Linked DNA regions of Homo sapiens: region 2 is linked to region 1. The links are chromatin contacts, found by Hi-C or POLR2A ChIA-PET in ENCODE. All regions are on one chromosome and are shown on one strand. Each heading gives the region's core, a stretch centred on a gene start or an enhancer-like site at or near the end of the contact. The rest is flanking DNA. Distances are from core to core; before and after follow the strand shown.

The links. Hi-C counts contacts between places; a loop is a spot of excess contacts on that map. ChIA-PET counts read pairs that join two places held with the same protein, here RNA polymerase II (POLR2A). Pooled maps may share reads with other maps.
Region 2: a loop to region 1 is called in a pooled map, with 7 times the contacts of the local background. The contact joins the promoter of CPEB1 here to the enhancer-like site in region 1. A Hi-C loop is called at or near these places in 3 of 50 pooled maps. POLR2A ChIA-PET finds 5 or more read pairs at or near these places in 4 of 52 experiments (HEK293, Panc1, common myeloid progenitor, CD34-positive and 1 more).

What each region holds. Positions count from the first base shown.
Region 1 is chr15:82,831,051-82,837,041 of GRCh38, reverse strand. WHAMM (WASP homolog associated with actin, golgi membranes and microtubules) reads right to left here. Exons shown (of 10, transcript NM_001080435.3): 9 at 5,963-5,991; 10 at 934-3,813. The coding sequence ends at 3,506. It also overlaps a transcript of HOMER2 not described here. Among named protein-coding and RNA genes, the nearest start is that of WHAMM, 24 kb to the right of the region's middle. RefSeq lists enhancers at 4,244-4,443, 3,557-4,756. Within about 2 kb of position 4,326, at least 7 of the 41 ENCODE cell types and tissues checked have a DNase peak (open chromatin) inside an H3K27ac peak, as active enhancers do.
Region 2 is chr15:82,644,267-82,651,081 of GRCh38, reverse strand. CPEB1 (cytoplasmic polyadenylation element binding protein 1) reads left to right here and starts at 3,719. Exons shown (of 13, transcript NM_001365242.1): 1 at 3,719-3,945. It overlaps CPEB1-AS1 (CPEB1 antisense RNA 1), which reads right to left and starts at 3,312. Exons shown (of 4, transcript NR_046096.1): 1 at 2,274-3,312; 2 at 1,141-1,311; 3 at 936-1,053. RefSeq lists a silencer at 2,930-3,499.

The sequences.
Region 1 (5,991 bases), core at 3,077-5,576:
AACACAGCCCTGTCAACACCTTGATTTTAGCCCAGTGAGACCCATGTCAGACTTCTGACTATGGAACTGTAAGATAAGAAATTTGTCTTTTAAGCAGCTACTTTTGTGGTGATTTGTTATGGCAGCAATAGAAAACCAATGCACTCTCATGTGCTTTTACACACCCTATGGTCTGAGAGCCTCTGCCCCATAAATCCACTCAACTACGTGGGTTTCACATGCCATGTGGCCTTTAACCAATAACCTCCTCATTCTGGCTGCCGTTACCACCTGCCTGATTCCCTAGTTCAAATTCTGAAGAGAGAATGGACGAACAGATGAATACACAAGTCTGACTGGCCTAGCTCAATGCTTTTCACTCCAGGACAATCCATAGGATTGGCTGTACTAGGAGCAGATGCCAGTCCTCCTTTGTACCAGACTCCCAAGACAAAGTACATGGCTGTATAGGAGAGAGAGGTCAGAGAAGACCTGGCGGAAAAGGCTGTGGGGTTGAGACCTAAGGATGGGCATGGGTTTGCCAGGACATGAAGGGTGCAGGGAGAATTCCAGGCACTTAAGAGAGCAGGCCCTTTGGGGGCAGGCAGGAAGCAGCATGGTATTGCTGGACTAAAACCTGTGGCAGGGGCAGGGGCTGCCCAGGGGAGGCAACCAAGTCTCTGAGGGTTTTGTCTGCCAGGCTGAGGGGCTGCCCTTCCTGTGTGGGCTGGAAAGCCAGGGAGAGGTGAAGACTGGCAGTGCTTTGGAGGCCGACTGGAGAGCTCTGAAGCTGGGCAATAGGAGACACTTGTCCCCACTTCCTTGGCTCTGAATTCCCTGAAGCCAAAGTCTGGATTGACTTCAAGGCTTGGCTGGAAAAAGCAGGAAAAGGGAGAAAGGAAGGAGAGAAGGTTCCAGAGGAGGAAAGGAAGCGTTGATGCACAGAAGACACAATTGGGCCAGGAATTTTTATTGTGAGAACGTTCTTTTGAAAAGGATCCTTTTTTCAAAGGCCTCTTGTGTTTGGCAGCCCTTAGAAAGCAAATTCTGAGAATTATTTTAGCCTGATTAAGCTCGCTGGTATCTCAAAATACTGAAATTATAAATACGTAATTACAAACAATGCCAAACTGCAAAATATGCATAAGAAAAGTCCCACAAAGTTGTGATTTTGCTACTTTTTCAATTCCAAATTCTTTCCCTAGGAAGTTTGATGCTGAGCCTGGCCTGTCTGTGGTGGGGAAGGAGGCCTGGGCCACAGCCACTGGACCTGTCTCTGGGATCTGGACCTGATGCCCAGCGAGTAGCCCGCAGGTTGCGTCCCCCACTGGAACACCCCTGGGAACCTGGGTGGGAGCGGCAGGTACAGGGGCCAGTGCAGAGTCAGGGCTTGGCCCATCAGGCCTGGGCCAGCACAGTGAGGCACATTCATTCATACACAGGAGTTGGATTTGCATTCTGAAAAGGTAGCACACATGACAGACCCGTGGGCAACCTGGCAGTGGCTGGGAAACCTGGCAGTGGCCATGCCACAGAGGGAGACCCAGGCTGCAGCTGCTGAAAGGGACTCACGCCCCTCCCAGCTGTGCCAACTGAGGCCCCTCAGGCTGCTGTGTACCAGTTAGTTAAGACACTGGAAGGCCAGGTGTGGTGGCTCACGCCTGTAACCCCCAGCATTTGGGAGGCCAAGGTGGGAGGATCACGAGGTCAAGAGATCGAGACCATCCTGCCAACATGGTGAAACCCCATCTCTACTAAAAATATAAAAATTAGCTGGGTGTGGTGGCACACGCCTGTAGTCCCAGCTACTCGAGAGGCTGAGGCAGGAGAATCACTTGAACCCAGGAGGCAGAGGTTGCAGTGAGCTGAGATCGTGCCACCGCACTCCAGCCTGGTTGACAGAGCAAGACTCTGTCTCAAAAAAAAAAACAAAAAAACTGAAGTAGGAAGATTTCTGTTCTATATCAATCAGGACTTTCTTTGTAAACGAGGTGCGTTCCTTTTGTTCTGTGGAGACCCAGGAGTAATATCACCAGAGTGAGGGTGATGAGGTTAGTAGGGATGCTCGCAGTCTGAGAAATGAACGGACTGCTTTGCATCAGTCCCTTCCCCTTCCCTGATTTTAAAAATTTAATTTTAAGGAGAAAATACTTCAGCATGAGACTTCAGTTCCTGAGGAAAATAACACTATTGCTCCATCCTTAGTATTCACTTAAACAAATGTTTAGCTAAAATTTTATTAAAAACTTTCAGCCCACCCGGACACGGAAGACTTTGCTTTTACAGCAGCTAAGGTATGTTTTCATTACCCCGTGAGTGATGCTAATGCATTGCAAATAGTTATTATGAGTTTATGTAGTGCTTGGTGCCTAAAATAAATTTCATTTAAATATTTAAAATAACTCCTGAATATAAGCAATTTATTCTGATTACTGATAAAATAACATTCACATTCAAGCCTACAAATCTGAGAAATCATTATTCCATATGCACAGAAGGCCACAGTCAGTAGTCTAATAGTACTGCTTACCAGTGTAGTGTAAACTTCTTTCAGAATCAGGGAACAATTCTAGATCAGCCATGGTGAGAAATAAGTGCTCTTCTCTTAGGCCAGCGACACTTCCGATGGGTCTTGACATCCCACCTATGGGCTGGTGTGTGAAACTCTCATCTCTACGTCCCTCCCCAGTTTTAAGAGTCACCATGTCACATAAAAGCTCCAGCATCAGCCAGGCACGGTGGCTCATGCCTATAATCCCAACACTTTGGGTGGCCAAGGCAGGTGGATCACGAGGTCAGGAGTTCAAGACCAGCCTGGCCAACATAGCGAAACCTTGTCTCTACTTAAATATACAAAAATTAGCCAGGCGTGGTGGTGCATGCCTGTAATCCCAGCTACTCGGGAGGCTGAGACAGAGAATTGCTTGAACCTGGGAGGTGGAGGTTGCAGTAAGCCAAGATCGTGCCACTGCACTCTAGCCTGGATGACAGAGAGATTCTGTCTCAAAAGAAAGAAAAAAAAAAGGCTGGGCGTGGTGGCTCACACCTGTAATCCCAGCACTTTGGGAGTCTGAGGCAGGCGGATCACGAGGTCAGAAGATCGAGACCATCCTGGCTAACACGGTGAAACCTCGTCTCTACTAAAAAATACAAAAAATTAGTTGGGCAAGGTGGTGGCGCCTGTAGTCCCAGCTACTCGGGAGGCTGAGGCAGGAGAATGGCGTGAACCCAGGAGGCGGAGCTTGCAGTGAGCCAAGATCGCACCACTGCACCCCAGCCTGGGAAGCGGAGCTTGCGGTGAGCCGAGATGGCGCCACTGCACCCCAGCCTGGGCGACAGAGTGAGACTCCATCTCAAAAAAGAAAAAAAAAAAAAATGCTGCAGCAGCCTACACAAGGCCCTGCTGATCTTCCGGGGTGTTATGTGGCCCATCTATCAGCACCCTGTTAGTATGCTTTTCGATAGGTCTAAGACTCACCCACTTTATTCAAGCCTACTGTGGCAGGTGCCTTTGTCAAACTTGAGCCTAACCATCCCACTGGCCAGGGTCCTGCTCATCACTGTCCTCCTCAGAGTCAGCAGACACCCTCTTGATTCTCTGGAGCGCAGCCTTGATGCTCCTCTCAAGGTCACTGGTGCGTCTGTTGCTGGTTGGTTTGCTGCTGGGGTTTGGGCCAAGATCAGGGTGAACTTTCTTCAGTTTGACCCCTTGCCTTATGGCAGCCAGAATGTGCTCATTGATTGAGGCGTGGGGAGGGCGCACCGCCGGCACTTCCACCTTCCGGAGAGGAGCTCTGCCATGCCTTAAGGAGGCCAACACTTCATCCATAGATCCTGAAATTGAATAAGCAGAGCTAGTACTATCAATAAAACACTTTCCCTTCCCAGGACATTACTGCTATGAAATTGTGAAATCTCCTATCAGTTAACACCATGATTTAAACAAATAATCACTTCATTAAGCAAATGCCTTGATTACGTGCTAACGATAAGCTCCCTGGTTGAATCCAGGACAGCTGAATAGCTCATGTTTTAGCTTAACCACTTCCTTTCTGCTAACTTCTTCAAATCCATAGCAACTGACAGGAACAGACATGCACTTTTGTTAGAATGACGGTTTTTCAAGACAAATGTGATCTGTCCCTCCCATCCTGAAGAGTGTTACGGAGGCCTGGGGTGGAATAGTCTCACCCACTGTGCGTGACCTGGATACCTCTGAAGCTGTATCTCCTTCATTACCCTGTCCAGCTAAAAGAAATCTTTTAAAAAAAATTTATCCTGCTCAATTTAACTTCAGTCTTGGGTATTAGTCAGTGATGACTCATTCTATGACAATGAAGTGAGTAGGTTTCTACACATGAAAAGGCTTAAAATAAAACTTTAACCGGCAACTCAATGAACCGCCACCGGAGGGGTGGTGCTGGCACATTTTTCTGTATATAATGTGTTTAATTCCACCTACATTACCCTGAGGTGGCTTACATACTTTATTTTTGAGGATGTGAAATGCTGTCAAAACACAATTAGATCAGAGCTTCAAGGCATTGGTGAGGAGAAGCTATTTTTCACTCTGGCACCTGGAGACCCCTGAGAGGGTAAAAATCTTTTATCGCCTGCTGGAGACAGGCCTGACTGTGGCCACTAATTTAGAGATCTTCCAGGTAAGGCTTCAAGGATTAATAATCAATTCTAGTTCAGGATTGAAAGGCCGTGCTGTGGCTAACAAAAGGCTATTTTGCTTTGGATTTAAACTTATACCTTCTTATTACAATTTCTTTCTGGGGGTAATGAGACAGGTTTCACAATCAAGGGCATTCTCTGGTGCAAATTCACACTTTCTTATTCTTTCCTGTGAATTAGCAGCATTTGTGAGTTGAACAGAACTTCCCAAAACCATGTGCATTAAATCTGGGCTGGGAATGTGGCACCCCACAAAGATCTGCCCACTTCCAAAGTCCGATCTAGACACAGCCACGCGAACTCTTTACTTTTCATTCACAGGGCAGTTGTTGCAAACCCCATGGAAACAGGCCATTGGGTCTCCACCTAATATATGAACATTTTCATTTGTACCTGGTTCTAGGTACAGTGAAGCTCTGAACTCAGAATAGCCAGATTGCTCAATTAACCAGAATCACAGTTTGGAACTGCTATATCATTCATAACACTTATTACAGTAACCTTGCACAGTTTAGGTGGAGGTGCTTAAGCATACTTTTAAAAACAAATTTACATAAATTTTGCTAGGATTTATCTAAAGTGCACACACATACCCCCCAAAGAAGTAGGCTCCAAGTCTAGGCAGATTTAGGCCATTCTCCTCAACACTTAATGTCTAAAGTCAAAATTCAAATTCTGAGTGAGAACTATAGCCCTATTAAAGAAACTGTCAGGAGTATTCAGTGTACTGCACTTGCCAAGACAAGTGGCCCACTTTTTCTTTCTGTCCCATTGCACTTTAGAAAGATTTCCAATAGTAAGGGTCCTCAGTGTGCTAGTCAGTCTGCAAGAACAGCCTTCTACATTCTGGCTAGTATGCCTCTACAGTAATTTCCAACCAGTATTCTGCTTAAAATACAACAACTGGATTCTATAAAGGACTCAGAGATGCAAGAGTAAGCATAATTTAAAACAGTATTGAAAAGTATTCCAACGGCAGAAATCAAATACATACTGAAGTCTTAAGAAACTTCAAATAGGTTGATACTTTAACAACCTCAGAAACCCCAAGTCATGCGATCATTAAATGTATAGAGATGGTTTCTTCAAACTGAATTAACATTTATGAAACCAGATTTAGGCTATACTATACTAACTTTCCAATAAAAGAATAATGATACTCAAGGCAGCAAATACTGGAATATTTTAAGGCTATAGAGAATTATAAAAATGATTTCCATTTGAAGATGATGGCTTCTGAAGCTAGAATGCTTCAACAGCTTAACAACTCATGGGGAGCAGGGACAGAATTCCAGTGGATTACCTGGACATGAAAAACTTTCCAAGGAGTCA
Region 2 (6,815 bases), core at 2,470-4,969, 190 kb after region 1:
CTCCGCCTCCTGGGTTCATGCCATTCTCCTGCCTCAGCCTCCCAAGTAGCTGGGACCACAGGCGCCCACCACCATGCCCAGCTAATTTTTTGTGTGTATTTTTAGTAGAGACGGGGTTTCACCATGTTAGCCAGGATGGTCTCGATCTCCTGACCTCATGATCTGCCTGCCTAGGCCTCCCAAAGTGCTGGGATTACAGGCATGAGCCACCGCGCCTGGCCCCAATCCACTTTTTTATCCCACTTAAAAGGAACTTGAAAAAACAAAGAACATGGTTTCTTCTGTACAGAGCTTGGCAAAACTTGAGCAGAGACTGTGTGTGTCTACCTTGTGGTCTTGAGTTCCTGAGTGAATTCCTTTTCTTATCTTTTGCAACCAGGAAATTATTTTCTCCCATCAAACTTCTCTCTTCTTTTAGCTCTCTGCCTCCTGCAGAAGCACTGAACACTTGAGCATATAAAAGACTATAGGGTCCCTCCTGTTTCCCTAGTACACATATTTAAAATGTAGTCCAGCTAATTATATAGTTGGACTTAAAATCAGTATTGTAAGTCTGGGGCTTGACTGCAGAGACAGTGCCAGGCATAGCTGGGCTCAAAGGCTGTTTGTTGACTGGGAGAATAGATAATGCTGCCTATTTGTTTCTGCTGCTTCTGCCAGTGACCAGCTGTGGGGACTTGACCAAGTCATTTAATAAATTCACCTCTGTCACTTTCCACACCCTGCCCTGTGGATTATGGTCACCTTCAGAGGGACTGTTCTTCCTGTATGACCTGCAGGCCTAGCCAAGTCCAGGTAGGGAACAAGGACTTGCCCACACCTGAGGTCATGACTGCATTTGGTCAAAGTTACCTCTTCTCTCAACATCTGCAGTCAGCTCTGGGGTCATTCACAGATAAGCACACACATAAGCATGCTGGAAGTTTTATTCTCACCTGGTTAAGACTTCAGGCTCTGAAACCAGAAGACTGCCTTGGTTTGAGTCTTTGCTCTCACACTTTTAGCTGGGAGTCTTTTGGCAAGTTACTTAACTTCTTTGAGCTTCAGTCTCATCTGCAAAATGAGATAACATAGGTAAAGCACTCAAAACTTTCCCACGCGCACAGTAAGTGGTCAGTGAAGACGAGCTATTATTATTACCTGCAACAGAAAGTTTAGGGAGAGAGATTTTAGGCAGCAGAAGTTTCTGTTCCAAGTCTCTTGAAAGATGCCTTCATTTTCTTATGGTTGACAGTTTTGAAATATGACAGGGCCTCCAGACACCCGCTCCCTTGGGCACTATTCTGGGTTTCAGGTTCTTATCTTGCTCAGCTTTTGGGTCAGAGAGGAGGAAACGATGTCAGGGATCACAAACTGGCAGCCGGTGAGCTGCATGGGGCCCCTGGACATGCTGGGCTTGGCTCTTTTCATTTGAATTAATAACCAACATTAAAATTCACATTCAAGATTTCACTTAAAAAAGTACTTCCAGCTTTTCTTGAAAGATGACTGGGCTGGGACCTCGTTTCTACATGGTGCCCACCAGCTAACAGCCCTTTTGGGTGTGCCTTGGGCCTTCAGTGCTGTCGCCCACCCTCACTTGGCTCCTGTGCTGTAGGCATCTGGGTGTGCCACCCTATCAGAAGCAGCCATCCTACGCTGCTTGTGGGCCAGGACAAGACTCAAGTAGGCTACTCCTGGAGAAAGCATGGCTCAAGAGGTAGGGGTCCCAGCGAAGTTGCTCCTGCCTTGTCCCTGTAGTCATCACCCTTTCTGCCCATGACCTCAGCAACCCAAAGAAGCTCCTGTAAGTAGACCAAGTGGATGGAGACTGGCCAACTCCCACTGTCACTCACCCCCTCGTGGACTTCTACTCTTATGCTCACCACCCTTCCCCCCTTAATCCTTCTGAAACACTAGACTATAATATCAGCTTCCTCTTTCTCCATCACCTCAGGCAGAAACTGACAGTTACCTGTCCCTCTCCCCTTAGCCATTAGATCAAGCCCAGGAAGACGGCAGCACCATCCTTCCTAAGTGCCAGGAGAGGACCGGAGCATAGTTAGTGCTTATTAAATAGTATCATGATAACATGACACATGTAAAACACTTAGCAATGTTCAATAAACTCTGGTCCCTTTCCTCCCCACTCCAGTCCCTTGTTTTCCCCCTTTTCTGTCCAACCTCTTCTATGTCTCCAGCAACACCTTAAAACAGACCCGACAACTGCCAACCCCTTTTACAATTCTCTAATAGTTTTCCTGCTGTCTGCAGAATAAAGGCCCCTTACAAACCGGGCCCAGGCTTCCCTCCGGCGGTATCAGGTCGCATCATCCTCAGTCCTGGTCAGAGGGAGCCGCTCGGTGCCGTCCTCCCTCTCTGCCTTTGCTTGATCTTCCGCCTGGAATGCCATCTCCGACTCTGCGTTTGCCTGGGGTTTCCGGTCCGCCCCTGCGCCAGGTGCCCTAGGACGCCTGCCCTGGAGCCCTCGCCCTATCCCTTGCCCTATTTCTGTGAAACTTTCTATCTCAGTGTGTCAGGAGCGCCGGAAGCGGTTTCTCCGGAGAACTCCGGTCCAAAGAGGACCAGTGATGTCTTTGGAACTTTCTGGAACTTCCTGACTCTCGCGGCCCCCTCTGCAGCGCACGGAGCAGAGGGTCTAAAGTGAGTGCGCCTCCTGGAGCCCAGGGGCTACAGTTCCGACCAAGGATGCCAGGGCAGGCTCTCGCCCTGGAGAGATCACTGGAAGAGAAGGAGCGCGGACACGAGGCTCTACTGACGAAGCGATCGCCGCCGCTCGCAGGGGCTTGTAAATCGTGCCCTCTTTCGTTAAGAGGGAAACTGAGGCCCAGGGCAGACAGTGACTCGGCAAGGGTCACTTAGGTGATGGCGCGCTCAGGCTTAGGTCTCTGGCCCCCCAGGGGGCAGCTGTGGCTAGCAGCGGCGGCAGTCCCCGCCGGGTTCCGGGTGGGCGGCGGAGCCCTCCTCGGCTCGGCCTGCTAGGAGGGGCGGGGCGCGAGGGGGCGGAGGCGAGGGCCCGGGCGGGGCCGACACAGGTGCTCCGCATCCGGCCGGGGGGCGGCTCCGAGGAGCGGCTCGTAGGAGCTTCATAAGCTGCCGGGGTGCGGGGCTGCGCGCGGCCCGCTGCAAAAATAGTGCCCACGTGCGTGCGCGTCTCTCGCCCGCCGGCTGGCCGGTCAGCCCGTCAGCCCCGCAGGGCCACACCGGCCCCATGGCGTTCCCGCTGGTAAGAGCCACCCGCCGCTCGCCTGGGCGGGGCCGCGTCCCGGCCGCAGTAGCTAACGGTCCGCGCGCAGCCGGGTCCGGCGCCGCGGTACCCCCATCCCCCGCCCCGTGCGGGCGAGTCCCGGGCGGGGCGCGGTCACGTGCCCGCGGGCGTGGGGCCTCGTGGAGGGGTGGAGGGCGAGGGGGGCAGGGAGCCTCCTCGTGACTCAGGGCCTTTGGGCTTAAAGGCGCCGCAGCCCTGCGGGGGCGGCCGGTGGGGCCTCCGAGCCGCACTGCGGCCTCCAGGCGGCCTCGAGCGTCTGTCCAGACGGGAGCTGACCGGACATAAAGGAGCACCGGCGCCCGGAACGTTTCTTTCTCACACTGCCGTCGCACGGGAGACCCGAAGCCGCTGGCGCTGGAAGCTCACGCCCCCTGCGGGTCTCTTTAGCACCCGGCGCGCGGTGGGGGCGCCCGGGCGGGACGGGGCGGGGCTGCTGACGGCGTAGACCCCGTGCTCTGTGGAGAGCCCCACGACGGCGGCGGTCGCGGCACCTTTAAGGTGGAGGGCTCAAGCCCCTCGTGCGGCTTCCCAATCCTGGGCAGGTCACGTGGCTTCACACCTTCGCTTGGCGCCGGAGAGGGAGTCTCGGGGGCGGGGCTGGCCAGGTAGTGTGGCGCGAGGGCGGAAGACTGGCGGGGCTTCGTGCCCGGGAGACCCGCCGGGCTGGCGGCATTGAGGTGGGTCCTGGTCATGGGCGGGAGAGGGTTAGGCTTGCAGGCCGCGGAGGTGGCGTAGGCGGGGAGCGACCCGAGCCCACTCTGGGCTGTGCTGTTCGGACCCTCAGCCTGGCGAGTGGGTGCATGTGGCCTGGCGTTCTGGTCATTCTCCTCAGTGCCGGACGAGGCCAGGTGCCCAGACTCAGGGGCGGCCTCAGGTTTGGCGGAGCAGCGGCTGGGGCCCTGGACGAGTCGCCCCCCGTGATGACGAGCGGTTGGGCGGGCCTGTGCCCGCCTGGAGTCACCTGAGTGTGGGGGGACTCACCCACAAAGGGGTCCTCACCTTGGGGTGTCCCACCCGGCGTCATTCCCCGAGGCTTTTTCATGTCATGGGTTCCTCAGCGGTCGAGTCGACCGAGGCTTTGCTGCCTCATTCCTAGAGGACCCAGGGAGACCAGAAGGCTCTGTGAGCGGCCCCGCGTTGACCCCGTGACCGAGAAAAGCCAGGCAGACGCCTGGGCTCTTGGGCGCTTTCGTGGGCGCGCGCTTATTTTTCGGGGGCACTTTGCTCCCTGCAGCCCTGGCCCCTTGCACCGTGCTCTCAGCTGGGGGAAGAGAGTCGGGAGCCGAATTCGCTCTTAGAAGCCGGGGTGCCTCCCGCCAGGCCCGCCTGGGAGGAGGCCGCGTCTCTCCTCCCCCGCCCCGCGCCTGCAGCCCCGGCCCTGACTGACGCCGCATTTCTCTGGCAACCGCTTCCCTTGGTCTCCCTGGCTACCGCCCAGCCTCCCCGCGCTCTCTCCTGGCACCTGAGTCAACTACTGGGCTGTGTCGTTGGTGGGGAAGAGGGGCAAGTGGGTGGGGTTCCTATTCTGGAAGGCACAGGTGCACCGCCCGCCTCTTGGCTGCCCCTCAGGTGACGGTGCGGTCCCTTGCTAGCGGGAAGAGTGTCTGCTAAGGACAGTTTGCACCCTGAGGCTCATGTTCCCTTTGAGTCTAGGGACACATGCTGGGTTAAAAAATAAAAATAAATTCAAACAGGACCCAACCTTGGAAACCTCAAGTTGGTGATTGTTTTCCTGGTTGGTTTTTTGCATAGTTAGAAAAGCTTGTGGAGCTCAATGGGGCTGCTGGCTGTCGGAAAACCCTGGGGACGGTGTTTTGGGGACTCATCACTGGTCTTTTATTTGTCCCCATTGAGCTGGCTTGGAGCTGAACTGTATTCCCAGAGCACGTTGCTGTAGGAGTTTGGCTTTTTATTTTTTAATATTTATTTATTTATTTATTTATTTTGAGAGGGAGTCTTGCCCTGTCACCCAGGCTGGAATGCAGTCTCGCGATCTTGGCTCACTGCAGCCTCCGCCTCCCGGGTTCAAGCGATTCTCCTGCCTCAGCCTCCTGTGTAGCTAGGATTACAAGCTCGTGCCACCACGCGCGGCTGATTTTTGTATTTTTAGTAGAGATGGGGTTTCAGCATGTTAGCCAGGATGGTCTCGAACTCCTGACCTCGTGATCCGCCCACCTCGGCCTCCCAAAGGGCTGGAATTACAGGCGTGAGCCCCCTTGCCTGGCTGAGTTTCGCTTTTTAAATTTTTTGTCACGGCGATTTAAACTTTGGGTGGCCTGGTAGTGCCTGCTCAGTTTATAGAAGTAGGATTTGGAAGTTGACTACTCTGTGTGTAAGTCAACCTTTGTAATAAAAAAGTACGGCCCGGCCCCATGACTCACGCCTTTAATCCCAGCACTTTGGGAGGCCCAGGCGGGCAGATCACCTGAGGTCAGAAGTTCAAGACCAGCCTGGCCAACAAGGTGAATTCCCGTCTCTCCTAAAAATACAAAAATTAGCCGGGCATGGTGGTGGGCGCCTATAATCGAAGCTACTTGGGAGGCTGAGGCAGGAGAATCGCTTAAACCCAGGAAGTGGAAGTTGCAGTGAGCCGAGATCAGCCACTGCACTCCAGCCTGAACGACAGAGCGAGACTTCGTCTCAAAAAACAAAACAAAACTTGGTTTCCCCCCTCCGAACCGTTTGTCTTGTAAACAACTCCCTGGTCTAGGCTCCCATGTGTGGGAGGGAGGTTGTGCCAGCCTGTGCAGCACATCAGAGGTTGGAGAGCTGATGCCTGTGGTGAATAATCATGGAACCGTTTGCAGTTTGGGTTAGGCCATAGGCGTTTGATACAGGAATGGTTCTATGTGCTTTTCTTTCGCTGTAGTGCACAAACCAGTGCCCATGAAGTAAAAAGTGGAGGAGGAAGATAAAGTAGTAAGACTCCAGGCTCAGCACCAAACTTAACTAGTGACCAAATGATAATAGCTGCCTTAATAAGCATTTTCACTGAGCACAACCATTAGTTTTATTCTTAGTCTTTAAAATGGGTTGCAAACTCAAACCCTATAGGGGCCAGAGGTAACATAAATGAGCAAAGGAGGAGGAAAGAAAGGTAATGGCTTCTGAACTACAGAGTATGTGCCTCTTTGAAAGGAGCAGCCACTAGCTGATTGTTGCTCAGCAAAAATGTGGGCCCAGAGTCGGTGGATCTTTGACTTGCTTCTAAACTGGCTATCTCTATTTTGATGGATCTCCTGACTTTTAAATGTAGCATTAAAAAAATTTTAAACACTATAGACCAAATGTAACATGTCTTTAATGTTGGATTCAACCTGAAGGCTAGTTTGGAATCTGTCTTAAAACATCCGTTTTGGATTTCCCCGCTGTTTTGCAGAAAAGGAAACAGGCTTTAGAAATCAAGTCACAAGGCTGTTAAGTGATGGAATTGTGTGAACCTAGGTCCTTCTGGTGCCGTAGCCCAGCCTATTATGTGTGTTCTGTTATGTCAAAGGATCAAGGGGTTATTGGTGGCGTACATTCTAGAAAAAAGGTGGTGGTCTGG